4 separate regions of the Homo sapiens genome follow, and all the other regions are linked to region 2. A link is a contact called in ENCODE Hi-C or POLR2A ChIA-PET data. All regions are on one chromosome and are shown on one strand. The core of a region is the stretch at or near the end of the contact, and the rest is flanking DNA. Distances in the headings are between cores, read along the strand shown.

Region 1 (3,925 bases), core at 1,253-3,752, 1.5 Mb after region 2:
AAACAAATAGTTGTAAAACTAAATGTATAATTTCATTAGAATGTAGGAAAGACAAAGGGAAAACGAAATATACAGCAAATTAATATGCAGCAAAAATCCATGTTAATGAAAAACATCAAAAAGTAAACATTTCCTTTCTCCTCACAATATGCTTACAAAGACATAATGTCTCTAGATTTCTTGAGCCCTTTTATTATTAATACAACAGACACATTTTAAAGAGAATAGAGACTGCTTTATTTTTAATCCCACTGTCTCTATGTATTTAACAAACTCTTACCAACAAAAAATTGTGCGCAAAGAAATACACATTAGGCAGAACAAAAAAGAAAAAAGCTTTAATTTTCTTCAGCCTGACTACAGGTGATTCTGAAATAATCTAATTCAGTTTTGGTTTTATAAAGTAAAAATCAACACACATTTATAAAATAGACTTGGAAAGAGGTTGTCTACCTCTGGGTAGTAAACCCTTCTGATTATAGAGTTCCTAATAGAAACAATATGTTGATTAATATTTTACAAAATCACAAATTTCCAAAATAAAGAACATTAGAGCTTGTGTTTTCAAGTGATACTTAGATTAAATACCAGTCTTAAACCAGACAACTATCTTCAATACCCAAATCATTAAAACTAACTGGGATGTTGTACTGTAAATGTTCAAAGTGGAGGAATTAGCCATTTCTTCTCATGACTGTCTACCAAAAAAATTGAGAAACTCTCAAATAAATCTTAACATTTAACAACAACAATGACTAATAGTAACAGCATTTCCCAGATCGTTCTTTAAAAGCGTATTCCTTTTCCATAGCTCACTTAATCTTGAAAATCATGCCTCTTCAATGCTATTTTAATGTTTCGGATTAAAGATATGAAGTAAACATTTAATATATGAAGAGAACAATCCACTTGATAAAAATCCTCGCATTTCCAAAATGTTTTCATTTTAAGCATTTGCAGAAGTTAAATAAATGTAGCAGACATTCTAAATTCGATAAAAAATTCAGAGAACCCGACATTTTATGTACCCCAAAGGTCCAAACAGAACCGATGTAAATGTCAATAGCTGTCTCCCTTCCGGCTGATACTTAAATGGTTTTACTAGTACTCAAAGCAATGAAATCAGCAACTCTCTCTCCACACTCTAGTCAACACTCCAATTTCCAAAGCCGCAATTCGCAAACGTCAGTTGGGCGGGGGCGGTGGGGGATCTTGAAGTAATCCAAAAATTTCCTTTCCCCTTTGACAGTCCACCAAAAGATGTCAAACCAAATCCAGCCTATTGTAAAGCTCTGGGACCTCCCTTCCAAGGACACCGAACACAAGCTTAGACACCGCTGCGAAAAGCTGTCCAAAAGCGCCTGGCCGGACAGAAATGTAAGGAGCCCAGGCCAAAACGAATTAGAACCCCCAACAGAGGGTCCCGCAGACACCGCGGAAAAGAAGGTGGCATTTATTCCGGGGTAGACAGCTACGAACCAGTTACCCCAGCCAGTCTCTGGGGGCTCTCCAACCCAAGTTCAGGTTTATGGCAGATATATTGGTTGGGTGCCTTCCCCTACAAACATCACAGCCCGCCTCCGGGGCCCACCGCCGCTCACAGAGAAGACCCCTCAGCTTCACATCCGTTCCTTTTGCCCTCGGACAAAGGCAGAGGAGCTGTGGAGCTGACCCAGCGCTGTGGGGCAGTAAAAATGCCTTGTTCGGGCCACCCATCTTTGGGCCCGGCTTCATCTGCGATGTCAGCACCAAAGGTTTTTTTTTTTTTTTTCCTGGTTTTGTTTTGTTTTTACAACGCATCCTGGGCGGGTGTATGCATTTGGTGGTAGTGGGGTGGGGGGAACCGAACAGAGGAGGGGTTGGCAGTGAAGCCTGGGTTATAGAACTCTCCTTCCTCTCCCTCCTTCCAGGGTTGCCGTGCAGGGAGTGTCAGCCACGTCTAGCGCACAGTCCCAGGCCCCAGGGCGAAGGCGGCCAGGGGAAATGGGGCTCAGGGATTGCTAAGCAAACGCATCACTGGTGGTCTCCAGCGCCTGCGGAGGTAGGATCGCCTCTTTTCTTAAGGGGCGTGTTATTTTGTTCTCTTTTGAAAGTAGGAGGGGGTTCATTCGTTTCTCGCTGCGGGGGGTGGGAGAGAACGTTGCTGCACCGCCTGGGTCTCCAAGAGGGAGGGTGCGGGGATGTCTGCAATGGTACTATAATTATTCCTGGGCTGAGAGAGCAAGTAAAGGGGACGGGGCGAGCGTCACCTGGAGCTGTGGCAGTGGCAGCAGGGAAGGTCGCGAGGGGCTTACCCGGGCGGGCGGGCGCTGTCCTGCCGCAGGTGAGGGAGGGCGCAGGCTGGCGGGAGGGAGGGCGCGCGCGAGACAGGCGCGAGGAAGGGGGGAGGGGAGGAGGGCGCGCGCGCGCACACCTGTCCTGGACAGCGGCGCTAGCCGAGCTGCGCCTCACTTAGGCTCTGCGGGCTGAGGAGGAAGGAGGGCGGGCTGGCGGGCGGGGGCGGGACGCCGAGGGGAGGAGGAGGAGGCGGCTCGGATGGCTGGCTCGGCTCTCGCTCGCTCTCCCTCCCATGGGCAAGTCCGGCTCACACCCTGCTTCTCCCGCTCACTCACAGCCCCCTTGGCTCTCCCTCCTCCTCCTCCTTCCCCTGCGGGATCCGCTCGCCGCCGCCGCCGCCGCCGCAGACGGCAAGTCGTGGCAGCCAGACGTCGGCGCGTAACCCGGCGCTCCGTGCGTGACTCCAGGCGACGTCAGCGCGCGCTCCGCGTTCCCCACCCCTCCTCCCAACTCCGTGGCTCGCGCCCTTCGCTCTCGCGTCCCTCCGTTTTAGCTGCCGCCGCGGCGGCCGCCGAGCGCGCTCTTTCCGCCCCCTTCTCGCGCGTGAGCGCGCCCTATCGGCTCCTGGCGCGTCAACATTCCGCGGGCCAGGCCTTGGGGCGCGTCTGAGGAGGGGGATGTCTGTGGCCTCTCCGCCCACACTTCCTCCACCCACCGCCCACAGCGCCCCAGAAGGACCTATTACTCGTTTGGCTTCTGAAGGCCGAAGCCAGGCTCTGGCGGGGATAGAACCCTGAAGGGCCTGCGCCAGCTCCAACTTAGGGCCCTGTGCGTCGTTGCGACTTCTGCTACCACCCTATCACGCGGCACCCCCGCCCCAACTCCGCCCGGGTCTCTGAAGAGGCAATAGGCCTTTCATCTCCGGGGAAAGTCTCACCTTGGCCCTCAGACACCCGCCAAGAGGGGTCGGAAGGACAGAATTAGCATAGAGAAGAGTGGCTAGAGCACTTTTCAGGCTCTGGCCCCAGGAATCCTTGACAGGAAGCGTGGGGTTGCTGCCCAGCCTCCCACGCAGTGTAATATGTTGAAGCCGGGCCCCTTTGAGGGAATGCGACTTCCTTGGGCCGAGGGGGAAAGGGTAAAAGTTAATTTTCATAAAATGCTATGCAAGGGCTAAATGTGAAATTATAAAATGTCCTTTAAGACAGTCTTCTTGAAATCGTATCAAGTTTGACAAGATTTTTGGTGCACGGTAACGCTTTTGCTCGCTTTCTACGCTGTCACGTCTCCATCCTGCAACACTGAATACGTAGATGGAACGTGGATCAGCTAATAACTGCAGCAAAATAAAAACTGCATTTATCATCTTTATCATTATTTAAATAGACCTCCGAGAAGTCAAACTGTGATTTAGGAAAACTTAATCATTGCCTCAACCTATTTAACTATTTTGTTTTGAAGTTACTTTGCAAATATACCACAAAATCCCTCTTTGTTAGGCAGTGGTAGACTTTTAAACTCACTTGTTAGAGAATCTTTCCCAGAAGCATATCTAGTTGAGCCTGCGAGGCAAGTAGGACTAAGGTATAATTACTCCCATTTTACAGATGAAAATTTAGTTATCAAAATGTAAGTCAGTTGTTCAGCA
Region 2 (3,711 bases), core at 1,126-3,625:
CCCCAGGGCTTTTGCTGACTCTGGGAAAGAGTCTGGAGACCACATTTGGTTCTCGAACCATCTACCTGCTTTTCCTCTCTCTCCCAAGGCCTGACAATGGTACCTATTAGGGATGAGATACAGACAAGGATAGCTATCTGGGACATTATTGGCAGTGGGCCCTGGAGGCCAGTCCCTAGCCCCCCTTGCCCCTTATTTCTTCCCTGCTTCCCTCGAACCCAGAGATTTTTGAGGGATGAACGGGTAGACAAGGACTGAGATTGCCTCTGACTTCCTCCTCCCCTGGGTTCTGACTTCTTCCTCCCCTTGCTTCCAGGGAAGATGAAGAGAGAGAGATTTGGAAGGGGCTCTGGCTCCCTAACACCTGAATCCCAGATGATGGGAAGTATGTTTTCAAGTGTGGGGAGGATATGAAAATGTTCTGTTCTCACTTTTGGCTTTATGTCCATTTTACCACTGTTTTTATCCAATAAACTAAGTCGGTATTTTTTGTACCTTTCGCCTTTCTAGGAATGTTAATTCTTGCTAGTTTCCTATTTATGAAAGGAGAGGGAAATGGGCATGATGATGCATGTAATAAAAGCATAGTTAACATTCATTCAGCACTTATCCTACGTTAGGCCCTGTGTATGTATTCTACATTTATTATTGTAAATATAAGAAGTTAATAGAGGATTTTGGTTAAGAGTTAGACAAACCTGGGCAGATTTGAGAGGAGTAGAAGATGACTTCAGGTTTTTGAATCTGGGTGTTTAGAGTAGTGATGCTAGTTGGTGAAGATACACTGAGATAAAACATGTTAAGTGCTTAGCACAGTGCCTGACAGAAGAAGTTGCCCATTATCTGTCTATGTGAAGAACAATGCTAAATACTGTAGTAGCCACAAACATGAACCTTTCTCTAGAAGAGTTTACATTCCAGTCAGTAGTATGATAAATATTGTAGCAGATACAGACTGATACAAGAAAGAGGACTGATAGATGGGTCACTTCCTCCCCTCCATTCTCTGATTCTGTCTGTTCTCAACACTAGCTTAGAAAGTAGCTTTTGGACTTTTTAGACAAAATGTCTGGAAAGCTCAGCACTAAGTCAAGTTTGAAGTATGGGATGGACAGCTCTATGTAACATTCTATCCGATCACCATCAGAAGGTCTGGACCACAAGAGAGATGAATGCCAAATTTAGGAGCCAGCCAGCTTGGCAGAGTCCCTGGTATATCTCAGGCCCTTGACTAGGTACTGGGGCTCTAGAGTAAGTAAGTCACTGACTCTGCCCTTCAGGAACTTATGCTTGAAATCTTGCTAGCTGTGGTCAAGAATATTCAGTCCATATTGTGAAGGCCGACTGGTAGCCACGTAACTGTCACACAAGGGACAGATGTAGCTGGGAGAATGGATGAAATTGCTTAGGGAGAAAGTCATGCTAGAAGAGCAAAGAATATACTCTTGGAGAATACTCATTCTTTTCACTCATGTTTGGTTTATGTCAGTGGGGAATCCTGGTTAAACATAGGGTTTGGCAGCAAATCAGACTAAGCTGGGTTTAAATTTTATATCAATTATGCGTTCTTGGGCAAGTCACTTCAACTCTCAAAAGTCCAAATTTACTATTTATAAAATGGTGAGGCTAGCAGAATCTATCACATGGGACTGTGGGGACTTAGAAAAATACATGTAGAGTGTTTGCCTAGTGCCTAGCAGAGAGCAAAGGGCATGGTTAAGTGGTAACTGTTATTGCTGTTTAGGCACATGTTGGCAATAATTAGTTTGTCCTGATTAGAAACAATTAGATGGTACCTAACCTGGAATTCGAACTAGGAAATTAAACTCCAGAGCGAGTCTGGTTTAGTCTAGTGCTTGCCCTGGACCGAGCTCTGTTCTTGCTACCTTGCTTTCAAAACATGGTGGCTATCACTATAATTTTTTTCATGTGTTCCATGGGTATTGCACACATTGAAAACTGCATTCTCTTGGAAAACCTGTCACTAATTTTCTGCCAGGATAATGGTCTCACGCGATTTTTGGTCTGGGATGTGAGAGGGTCCAGGCTGTCAGGCTGTACAGCCACGTGGGCGCTGCGTGGGAGCCAGAGGCCTGCGCTGCTCCAACCGCCAGGGGGCGGTGCTCTCCGCCGCGGCCGCGGAGAGCTGCACCGCCCACTCACCACCCCCCCCCACGTGGGTCCGAATGGTTAGGTCCGCTGGGCAGGTAGCGCGCTTCCGCGGCTTCCCTCCGCCCCTCTCCCTTCCCCCATTGGTAGGGGCTGCGGGTCCGGGCGGAAGTGGGGCAGGCGGGCGGGAGCGAGGCGTCGTCGTTGTATATTCATGAGGCGCGCGCAGCCCGGCATGCTAATGAGGCGGGGCGCGGCGGCTGGCTAAAGAGCGACTGGGCGGCGGCGGGCGCGGAGCTGCCAGGCGGGAGCGGCGTAGGCGCGGGGTCGCCGGCCAGCGTGAACCGGGACATGGAGCCGCCCGGCGGGAGCCTGGGGCCCGGCCGCGGGACCCGGGACAAGAAGAAGGGCCGGAGCCCAGATGAGCTGCCCTCGGCGGGCGGCGACGGCGGCAAATCTAAGAAATTTGTGAGTGTCCCTCCCATCCCGCTCCTGCCTGGCCCCGTAACCGCCCTCTGGACCCCTGCAGCCGGCCCCTGGGGCGCCTGCCCGGCTTTGGGGAGCCGCCCCCGCGCCTTCCTTCCTCGTTTCGCTCGGTCCGCAGCTCTGCAGCCCGACATCCTCTCCCTTCGGGACCTCGGGAAGCCCCGGAATCCCACCCGGCTCTTGCCCCGGCCACCTCGGGGCTTCCCTCGTTCCCCAGCCCTTACATTCTGCCCTCCCGCCCGCATATCCCCGGCCGGCTCTCAGCCCCGTCTCTCCCCTCTCAGCCTCACTTCCTTTCTTCTTCCTCCAGTACCCGAACACGCCTCCTCTTTTTTGGTCCCCTCTTCTGGGTCCATTTTCTCTTCTTAACCTTACACCTTTTTTGGTATTCTCGTATTTCCTTCTCCTAAAGGTCACTTCCTTCTCCATGATTCATCCTTTTTACCTGCTAACTTTCCTCCCGCCCAGTCCCCCGTGGGCCCTCCGCCCGGTGTCACTTGATAATCCTTCCCCTGAGGAATGTTACCTGACTTGAGCCCTACCCCCAACTCCTTCTTTGGACGTTTGTCCTTGCGATTACAGGAATGGGCTCCTGCCCAGGTCCTATGGTCACTGGGGCATGACGTTTATTTGTTTACCAGTATTCCTCTCTCCAGAGAACCTCTCTCTTTGCCCTGTTGCTTATCACTTTTCAGAGGATTAGAACTCTCATGATTGTGCCCTTCTTGACCTAGGATGGTGATAAACCTCTCCTGTGGGAAGAAAGTTGGACTGCGAGTTCAAGAAGTTTGTAATTGAATTGTTTTTTATACATTTCCCATGATAACCGTCTCCTCTACTCCTTTTCTACTGCCTCTTGTGCCCCAAGGCGACTATCGGCTTCCCTTTGCGTGCCTGTAGAAGAGTAAGCTTTCCTCAAGTGCCAGTTACTTTCAATCCGAGTGAAGGAATAGTGATATACATGTAACCCTATCATATTTCATTACCTTTTGCCCACACCAACGCCTCTCTCCAGGGAGCCGTTTGGTTGCTTTTTTGCTATAAAAGCTTTGTAAGATACGGGGCACTGTCCAGGAGAGGAAAAGTCTTGGATATTGATGATCATTATAATAGCTA
Region 3 (4,194 bases), core at 946-3,445, 1.8 Mb before region 2:
GTCAAGCAGTGTTCTCATAGCCTCACAGATGAGCATCCAAAGCAAGGGCCTCCTTCTAGTTGACTTGTGCCAAGGGACAGGAGAAGCGGAGTCTGCCTTCTGGGTCCAGAAGGGGGTTTTGTTAACATGGAGTTGCTCAGCGCCCTTCATAAAAATTCTTCTGGCTGAGGGTTCTACGTTGGCATACGGTTGGTTCCCTCTTCTTTTCCGAGGTGGCGAGTATCTCTTCCTTTGCCAAGATGGCGGCTCCAGAATCCTCTGGAGGCGGCCCCCGTAGATCGTCTCCGGACAAGAGGCTTGCTGAAAGCCTACTTCTTTCCTTTCACATCAGACAATGCACAGGGAACCGTTTACCCTTGAGAACCAAGGAAGGACGGCTTAGGCTACCCGCGATCGCGAACCTTTGCCAAGATGGTGGCCGCGGGGACGGGCTGGCGACACTGTACCCTACCAAGATGGCGGCGGGCGGCTTCCGGGACGCGCTTCCCCAATCGTCTTCAAGATGTCAGAGCAGGGGGAGCCGCCGTCAGTCTGAGCGCGGCGGGAGGTGAGAGAGTGGCTGTGGCCGAGCGCCCGAGCAGGATTAGGTGGAGCTGCGGCAGCCCCCGCCCGTGTCAGGAGCTGGCAAGCGATGTCACCTGTGGGGGCGCAAAAGTTACCTCCCCAAACCCTAAACCCACACAGCACAACCTTTCCCAGAGTCACAAAAATCATAATCTGTGCCGCACAAGGTAGGAGGCTCGGTCCCGGCATCGTCCAAGCCTTCCCGACGCGGCGAGCTGGGGAAGGGAGCTGGGGCGGGGGCTTCCCGCACGGGCACCCCTCGCCCCACGGCCCTCTCCTTTCTCAGGACGGACCACGAGTTCCCTTCCCCTTGGACTGAGGGGGAAGCTCCTAACAGGAACATCTGTAGGGAGTTGAACGCTGGCATTTTAAAGCTGCCTGTATTTTGTTTTATTTGTAGGGGCAGGGGTCCTATGAACGTGATAGGGTGAGCAACGCACAGAGTCGAGGGCAGCAAATGTCAAGATTCGGGGGTGGGGCCTGCACCGGGAACTTGGACGCGGGCCCTGGCCGGGGTGGAAGAAGAGGTCAGGAGTTTCGGAAGGGGGGCTATATTTCGCCAGCAACTTACTATTTCGCCTGCAACTTGCTTTTAAGCCTGCCGCCCCCTGCTTTCCTTAATCATAATAATAAAAAAAAAGTGCAAAGAAATCCAGCTCGCTGGAGGTTTTGCATTTGGCGTGCAACTTCCTTCGAGTGTGAGCACATTGGGCGGGAGGGGTGGGGGTTGAACTTGGCAGGCGGCGCCTCCTTCTGCCGCCGCCGCCGCCTCGCAGACTCGGGGAAGAGGGTGGGGGACGGTCGGGGCGCGGGGGAGGGTGGGTTCTGCTTTGCAACTTCTCTCCCAGTGCGAGAGCGCGGCGGCGGCAGCTGAAGACCCGGCCGCCCAGATGATGCGGTGGTGGGGGACCTGCCGGCACGCGACTCCCCCCGGGCCCAAAGTACGTATGCGCCGACCCCCGCTATCCCGTCCCTTCCCTGAAGCCTCCCCAGAGGGCGTGTCAGGCCGCCCGGCCCCGAGCGCGGCCGAGACGCTGCGGCACCGTTTCCGTGCAACCCCGTAGCCCCTTTCGAAGTGACACACTTCACGCAACTCGGCCCGGCGGCGGCGGCGCGGGCCACTCACGCAGCTCAGCCGCGGGAGGCGCCCCGGCTCTTGTGGCCCGCCCGCTGTCACCCGCAGGGGCACTGGCGGCGCTTGCCGCCAAGGGGCAGAGCGAGCTCCCGAGTGGGTCTGGAGCCGCGGAGCTGGGCGGGGGCGGGAAGGAGGTAGCGAGAAAAGAAACTGGAGAAACTCGGTGGCCCTCTTAACGCCGCCCCAGAGAGACCAGGTCGGCCCCCGCCGCTGCCGCCGCCACCCTTTTTCCTGGGGAGTTGGGGGCGGGGGGCGAAGCGCGGCGCACCGGGCGGGGCGGCCACGCCAGGGGACGCGGGCGTGCAGGCGCCGTCGGGGCCGGGGTGGCGGGGCCCGCGCGGAGGGCGTGGGGGCAGGGACCGCGGGCGCCCCTGCAGTTGCCAAGCGTCACCAACAGGTTGCATCGTTCCCCGCGGCCGCCGCGCGGCCCCTCGGGCGGGGAGCGGCCGGGGGTGGAGTGGGAGCGCGTGTGTGCGAGTGTGTGCGCGCCGTGGCGCCGCCTCCACCCGCTCCCCGCTCGGTCCCGCTCGCTCGCCCAGGCCGGGCTGCCCTTTCGCGTGTCCGCGCTCTCTTCCCTCCGCCGCCGCCTCCTCCATTTTGCGAGCTCGTGTCTGTGACGGGAGCCCGAGTCACCGCCTGCCCGTCGGGGACGGATTCTGTGGGTGGAAGGAGACGCCGCAGCCGGAGCGGCCGAAGCAGCTGGGACCGGGACGGGGCACGCGCGCCCGGAACCTCGACCCGCGGAGCCCGGCGCGGGGCGGAGGGCTGGCTTGTCAGCTGGGCAATGGGAGACTTTCTTAAATAGGGGCTCTCCCCCCACCCATGGAGAAAGGGGCGGCTGTTTACTTCCTTTTTTTAGAAAAAAAAAATATATTTCCCTCCTGCTCCTTCTGCGTTCACAAGCTAAGTTGTTTATCTCGGCTGCGGCGGGAACTGCGGACGGTGGCGGGCGAGCGGCTCCTCTGCCAGAGGTAAGAAGCGAGGCGGGAGGGGGCCGGGGCGCGCTCGCTCCCCCGAGGTGCCGCTGGGACCGGAGACAACTCGGGGGCCGCCGCGGGAGCCTACAAACTTTTATTAGCCTCGGGGAGTGGGGGTGGGGGGCTGGCAAGGGCCGGGCGACGGTGACGAAAGGGCAGCGCGCGGGTGACAGCGCTGGCCTCTTCCTCTCCCTCCGCAGGCGTCCCCTGGCCGGGCCGAGGGGGAGGAACCTGACCTCGGACGGCGAGCGGAGCCCTGTCGAACTGCCGGGGGCTTCGAGCCTCTCATTCCTCGCGGGAATCCTGGCCTCTTTTCTCCCCCTAGTGTCCCCTTTCCCTCCAAGGGGGTCGCCCGACACCCGTTTTCGTGGTGAACGCTAAGCCGCGTCTGAATTTTACTCGCCCGAATATTTGCACGCCACCCCGGCGCGCCCGAGCGCGAGCCCGGGCTCCGGGGAGGCCCCGGCGGCGCCTGGCTTGAGGAGGGCGTGCGGGGCGCGTGAGGGTGCACACGCGGGGGGCTGACAGCCCGCAACTTGGAGACTGCGGCCGGGGCCGGCGTTATCTGTTAGAAGTGGGCGTGTCGGAGAGAGAACTCAACAGGTCTGGACGTACTTCTCTTTTAACCTCGCACTTTTTTCTCTTCTCCACCCCCGCCCCGCAAGGGCTTGCTCTTTAGCGTTTGTTGTTAATTCGCGCCTGAGGTTTCTAAGTGGCCCCTTTTAGAAAAAGACCCCCTGTAACCGTAATGGTTTTGTGCTGCGATTTTTACAAGTGCTAGTTTGACGTTTGGGGTTGCAGACTTGATAATTGCAACCTTGTAATACCACTTAAGACCCTCTGGCATGGTTCATTAGGGCCAATTAATGTGGCTGGGTTATTTGCAACTTAAACTGGGGGATAATGTCGCTTGAGGGAGCGTTTTCGTTTTAGGAAATATTGTTTTGGTTTCGGGTTTGAAGGCAGCTGTCAAAAAAGCGGCATGGAAATTCATTGGGCTCCATTCGATACCTCGTGTTTAGAGATCGTTATCGCCTCAGATAAACGGGGCAGAGAGGTGGGGAGATAAGCAGTTTACCCTCAAGATTTGTAGTGGCAAGTCCACACCCCTCTCTCTACCTTCATATTCACTTTTCAGTGAGGGCCAGTGACATTTATGCTGCCTAACGTCATCGCATAGGAAAAGTTACCTTTTATTGGACGGGATTTGACTATAGTGTCCCAAATGCGCTTCTCCGTCTTAGCCCATCTCTTAAAACACCCTGATTAACGATATACTAACAGTCTTACTCTCTTGAGAATAGGCTGAGAATTGGGATAGGTGAAGGTTTGGATAGGTGAAGGCAGAGAAAATTATTTTGAACATTTTACTGGATACAGTTGTACCTGAATTTATATGAATGTGATTTTACGGTTCTGTGTTTTTCCATTTTTCAGTACTTCGATATTTGTTTGGAAAGGAAAGAACTTAGAGATGTAATAGCATTTCATATTGAGGATCTCAAGCAATGTAAACAA
Region 4 (3,727 bases), core at 897-3,396, 1.1 Mb before region 2:
GATAATTTTCCCATCAAGAGGTAAACTATGTCCTCTCCCCTTGCATCTCAATGGAATTTGTGACTGCTCTGACCCACAGAATATGACAGACGTGATGCTGTGCCAGTCCAGGCTCTGGCCTTAAGAGACTGAAGGCTTCTACTTCCTGTCTCTTGGAATACTCTCTCTGGAAGCCCTTCACCCTGGGGAAGAAGTCTGAGTACCTTGAGATGGCCATGTTGAAGAGGTCATGTATGTGTGTTCTGGTTAAATGTCCCAGCTGAGCCTGCACTTCCAGCCAGCATTGCCAAGGTGCCAAATATGTGGACTCTAAAGACCAGTCCATCAGCCAGCTGAATATCACTAAGGGACCTCAGTCAATGGTACATGGAATAGAAGAATTACCTAAGTAAGTCCTTCCTGGCTTCCTGGCCTACAAAATTATGAAATTTAATAACATGGATGCTATTTTAAGCCACTCCATGTTGTGGTAACTGTTTTATAGCAATAGACAACTAGAAGAAACAATACAGAAACCCTATTATCTCACATAATAAGAAGCTCAGGGTACAGCAAGGGCCATCTAGAATACTGCTTTTATTTATGCATATTGCTACCGCTTTTATGCAATTTCCTTGGCGCTACTTTTCGCTTTGGTTGGTTTAATTGTTAGACCGATAGCAAGATGACTTTAGCAGTCCTGGGAGTCAGATTCAAACCTGACAACGTCCAGAGAGAGAAGACTATTTTTAAGAAAAAGAAAATGTAGGCTAATCAGGATCTACCTTGGAATTGGGAATTGGGTCACCTCCCCTGAGTCACTGGGGAAGGGATGGACACCTGATCATAATTAAGTTCTATTAGAAAGGAAGTAGGTGAGCGGATATTGGGTCAACAATGCACTTGTCCAAAGTATCTTTCTTCCTTCCATCATTCATTCATTCATCTATTCATTCATCCAGAATAGTTTAGGTTTAATCATATGAATATGCTTTTTTGTAAATCAAAAGTAGTCAAATAACCATAATTTGAAAAGGTTAAGCAACGTTTATCAAGCCTGTATGACAGTGGGAGGCATGGAGCTAGATGTTAGGACTATTAACACCTAAATTAATAGCAATTAAAGGTGCTAAGTTCAAGAAAGGGAAAGAACAGGACCAGCTATATAATCTGCAGAACCCAGTGAAAAATGAAAATGGAGGACCCCTGGTTCAAAAAGTATTAAGAACTTCAGGATGGTGACAGCAGAGCATTAAACCAAGCATGGAGTCCTTCTAAGTGCAGAATGACTGTACATATTGCATGTCCATGAATCTGGCTCTGGGAAAGACCAGATGACCACAGAAAGAACAGCAAGGACCCTAGTTTAGATTGAGCTGGGGGAAGAGGGTGTTAGGAAGGCCTCTCTGAGGAGGTAATATTTAAACAAGGACCTGAAGGGTGGATAGGAGTACCCAGGTAAAGAGTTGAGGAATGCAGCTTCCTAGAAGAAGAATAGCACTCTCCCATCTTCTCCATCCTCCAGGTTGGTTAAGAGACTTAGCATTAGCCTGTCTTCATCAGCTGTGAGGAAACAAGATAAAGGTAACAGATCTTTTCCTGTTTGTGCCAGCTCAGGCCTATTTCCCAACCCTTTTTTGTATTCTAGATCTTGGCACTTGGGTACACTACCCGTATAATCTGATCCTCCCCCTTTAATACTGTAGATAGTCAGGACTACCCAAGAGGGGTCCCAGCCTTGCTCCTTGCTCAATGCTTAATATGCTCAATGCTTAGTATGCTCAACGGTAGATGCTTTCTAGGAAACAGCCTAACCTGCCTGATCCACTTGGTGCAGGCTTGTCACAAATAGGGAAAGACCTCTCCCTGTCCTCACATTCCCTCAAACCTCAAACCATGAAATCAGCTAACACAAATTGGACCTCAAAAAATGTTGTCAACAAACCCAAACCTTTCCCCTAAAATTACTAAATTCATCCATTTTGCATTGCTATAAAGGAATACCCAAGACTGGGTACTTTATAAAGAAAAGTATATTTGGCTCATGGTTCTGCAGGCTGTACAAAAAGCATGGCACCAGCATTTGTTTCTGGTCAGGACTTTAGGAAGCTTTTACTCATGGAGGAAGGTGAAAGGAGAGAAGATGAGTCATATGGTGAGAGAGGAAGCAGGCGAGATGGAGGAGAGGCGCCAGGCTTTTTAAACAACCAGCTCTCGCATGAACTAATAGAGTAAGAACTCACTCATTATGGCAAGGAGGGCACCAAGCCATTCATGAGAGATTTGCCTCTGTGACCCAAACACTTCCCACTAGGCCCTACTTCCAACATTGGGGGATCACATTTCAACATGAGATTTGGTGGGGACAAATATTCAAACTGTATCATACCTTATCCCATTTTTATTTCTGCAATGTTCTTTTCCTATATCAGATCCTATGGAAATTTGATGATGTAGTGGGCCTCCAAGTTGGTTGTAAGCAGAATCACACAAGAAGCTTATTAAAAATACAGATGCCCCAGCCCTATGCCAAACCTAGCTTCTCTATTTTTAGCAAGCTCCACAGGTAATTCTGATGCACTGCCAAGTCTCTGAACCACTGCTTTAGCCAACTGGATGGAATAAGGGAAATTCCCATTTGGCTGGTAGGAGTCAGAACATTTCCTTTCTGCCACTACCTGTGGCTCCTGGGCAAACTACTTTAATTCAGTTCCTCAGTTGTCCCTTTAAGTAAAGTGATGATTCCTCCATGATATCTCTGCCCTAGAAGCTTGCGTAGTATGAAAGTATTGATATCTTCCCATGATCTAGTCCCACTTTGGGTGGCCAAGCCTCAGTTTCCTCAAGGAACTACCTGCCCCTCACTGACTGGAGGAAGGCTTTGTAGGACTGTCAATCAAGGTGCTCTGCTGCCCTCTGGCTGCCCCCTGGGCCCAAGACCCAAGTTTGGCCAACCAGATTTTCTCTCCCAGGAAATTAAATACTGAGAGAGCTGAAGCAGAGACAAAATAAATGAAGTTGATTCATCTGGTACGGGTGACCCCAAAAATCTGTTAGTTTCTGCTTCCTAAGCTGTTGCCCTGGTTCTTGTGCTCTCAGAAACCTGGTTTTTCAGCCTTTCCCTCAGATCTGTAAGCAACCCTGATAGCCTTGGAATAAATTGTTTCTTTTGCCTAAGTGAGCCAGAGTTAGTTCTGTTGCTTGCCACCAAAGAATTCTAACTGATTCTCACAATCAAGATCTTTGATAGAGTGTTGTATATAATAATGATGTCATAGCTTCCATTCTTATAAAGCCATTGTGAATGATTCTCTTGTAGCTAAAGTGACCGTTCTATAGAAGGTCAAAAGTTTGTTTTAATAATGACATCTTTGTTCCAGTAATTCCAGACAGTGAAAATTTCTCAATAGTGTAAGAGGTTATTCACTGTCCTGCTGAAATATCTTAAGTGGAAACAGGCCTTGGGTAAATACTCTTCCTCTAAACAAAGCTTATTGTTCTGGACCCAGGGAAGGAAAGGACAAGAGAAAAAAGAAAAAGGAAAAAAGTTTGGGCTCAGTTTAAACCAGCTCCCATTCAGCTATATCTGCCCTTTACATACAAATTTAATAAAAAGTTGACTCTTTATGTATTTTTTTAAAGGCTGGAAATTGCATCCGAATACACATTTTAAGGGGTGACTTGCAGAGAAAATAGCTTCAGTGATTGAACCCTTTTCTCTCATCAGCCTATATTTTATTTCTACCCC

Evidence for each region. A loop is a pair of places that touch in the nucleus more often than their neighbours do. ChIA-PET counts read pairs that join two places held with the same protein, here RNA polymerase II (POLR2A). Pooled maps may share reads with other maps.
Region 1: a loop to region 2 is called in a map of K562, with 7 times the contacts of the local background. The contact joins the promoter of MALINC1 here to the promoter of DIAPH1 in region 2. A Hi-C loop is called at or near these places in 2 of 168 maps with a recorded cell type or tissue (K562 and naive thymus-derived CD4-positive, alpha-beta T cell), 3 of 37 single-sample maps with no recorded cell type and 10 of 50 pooled maps.
Region 3: a loop to region 2 is called in a map of naive thymus-derived CD4-positive, alpha-beta T cell, with 4 times the contacts of the local background. The contact joins the promoter of NR3C1 here to the promoter of DIAPH1 in region 2. A Hi-C loop is called at or near these places in 1 of 168 maps with a recorded cell type or tissue (naive thymus-derived CD4-positive, alpha-beta T cell) and 8 of 50 pooled maps. POLR2A ChIA-PET finds 5 or more read pairs at or near these places in 2 of 52 experiments (GM10248 and activated naive CD4-positive, alpha-beta T cell).
Region 4: POLR2A ChIA-PET joins it to region 2 with 16 read pairs in PC-9. The contact joins the enhancer-like site here to the promoter of DIAPH1 in region 2. POLR2A ChIA-PET finds 5 or more read pairs at or near these places in 2 of 52 experiments (PC-9 and activated CD4-positive, alpha-beta T cell).

Annotation. Positions count from the first base shown.
Region 1 is chr5:140,106,589-140,110,513 of GRCh38, reverse strand. MALINC1 (mitosis associated long intergenic non-coding RNA 1) reads left to right here and starts at 2,502. Exons shown (of 4, transcript NR_102741.1): 1 at 2,502-3,105. It overlaps LOC124900193, which reads left to right and starts at 1,245. Exons shown (of 4, transcript XM_047417990.1): 1 at 1,245-2,730. The coding sequence starts at 1,529. The coding sequence ends at 2,455. RefSeq lists enhancers at 1,691-2,192, 3,303-3,402 and silencers at 2,343-2,602, 2,613-2,672, 2,703-2,772.
Region 2 is chr5:141,617,664-141,621,374 of GRCh38, reverse strand. DIAPH1 (diaphanous related formin 1) reads left to right here and starts at 2,375. Exons shown (of 28, transcript NM_005219.5): 1 at 2,375-2,577. The coding sequence starts at 2,461. HDAC3 (histone deacetylase 3) reads left to right here. Exons shown (of 15, transcript NM_003883.4): 15 at 1-494. RefSeq lists silencers at 2,021-2,680, 2,741-2,790, 2,601-2,797.
Region 3 is chr5:143,401,687-143,405,880 of GRCh38, reverse strand. It overlaps NR3C1 (nuclear receptor subfamily 3 group C member 1), which reads left to right and starts at 2,195. Exons shown (of 9, transcript NM_000176.3): 1 at 2,195-2,670. It overlaps LOC128966704, which reads left to right. Exons shown (of 2, transcript XM_054328421.1): 1 at 1-547; 2 at 965-1,215. The coding sequence starts at 240. The coding sequence ends at 995. RefSeq lists enhancers at 1-39, 1-526, 1,000-1,139, 1,180-1,249, 527-1,294 and 1 more and silencers at 1,300-2,569, 2,810-2,889, 3,100-3,199.
Region 4 is chr5:142,747,935-142,751,661 of GRCh38, reverse strand. All of the region lies in intron 1 of LINC01844 (long intergenic non-protein coding RNA 1844), which reads right to left. Among named protein-coding and RNA genes, the nearest start is that of LINC01844, 4.2 kb to the right of the region's middle. Within about 2 kb of position 2,146, at least 3 of the 41 ENCODE cell types and tissues checked have a DNase peak (open chromatin) inside an H3K27ac peak, as active enhancers do.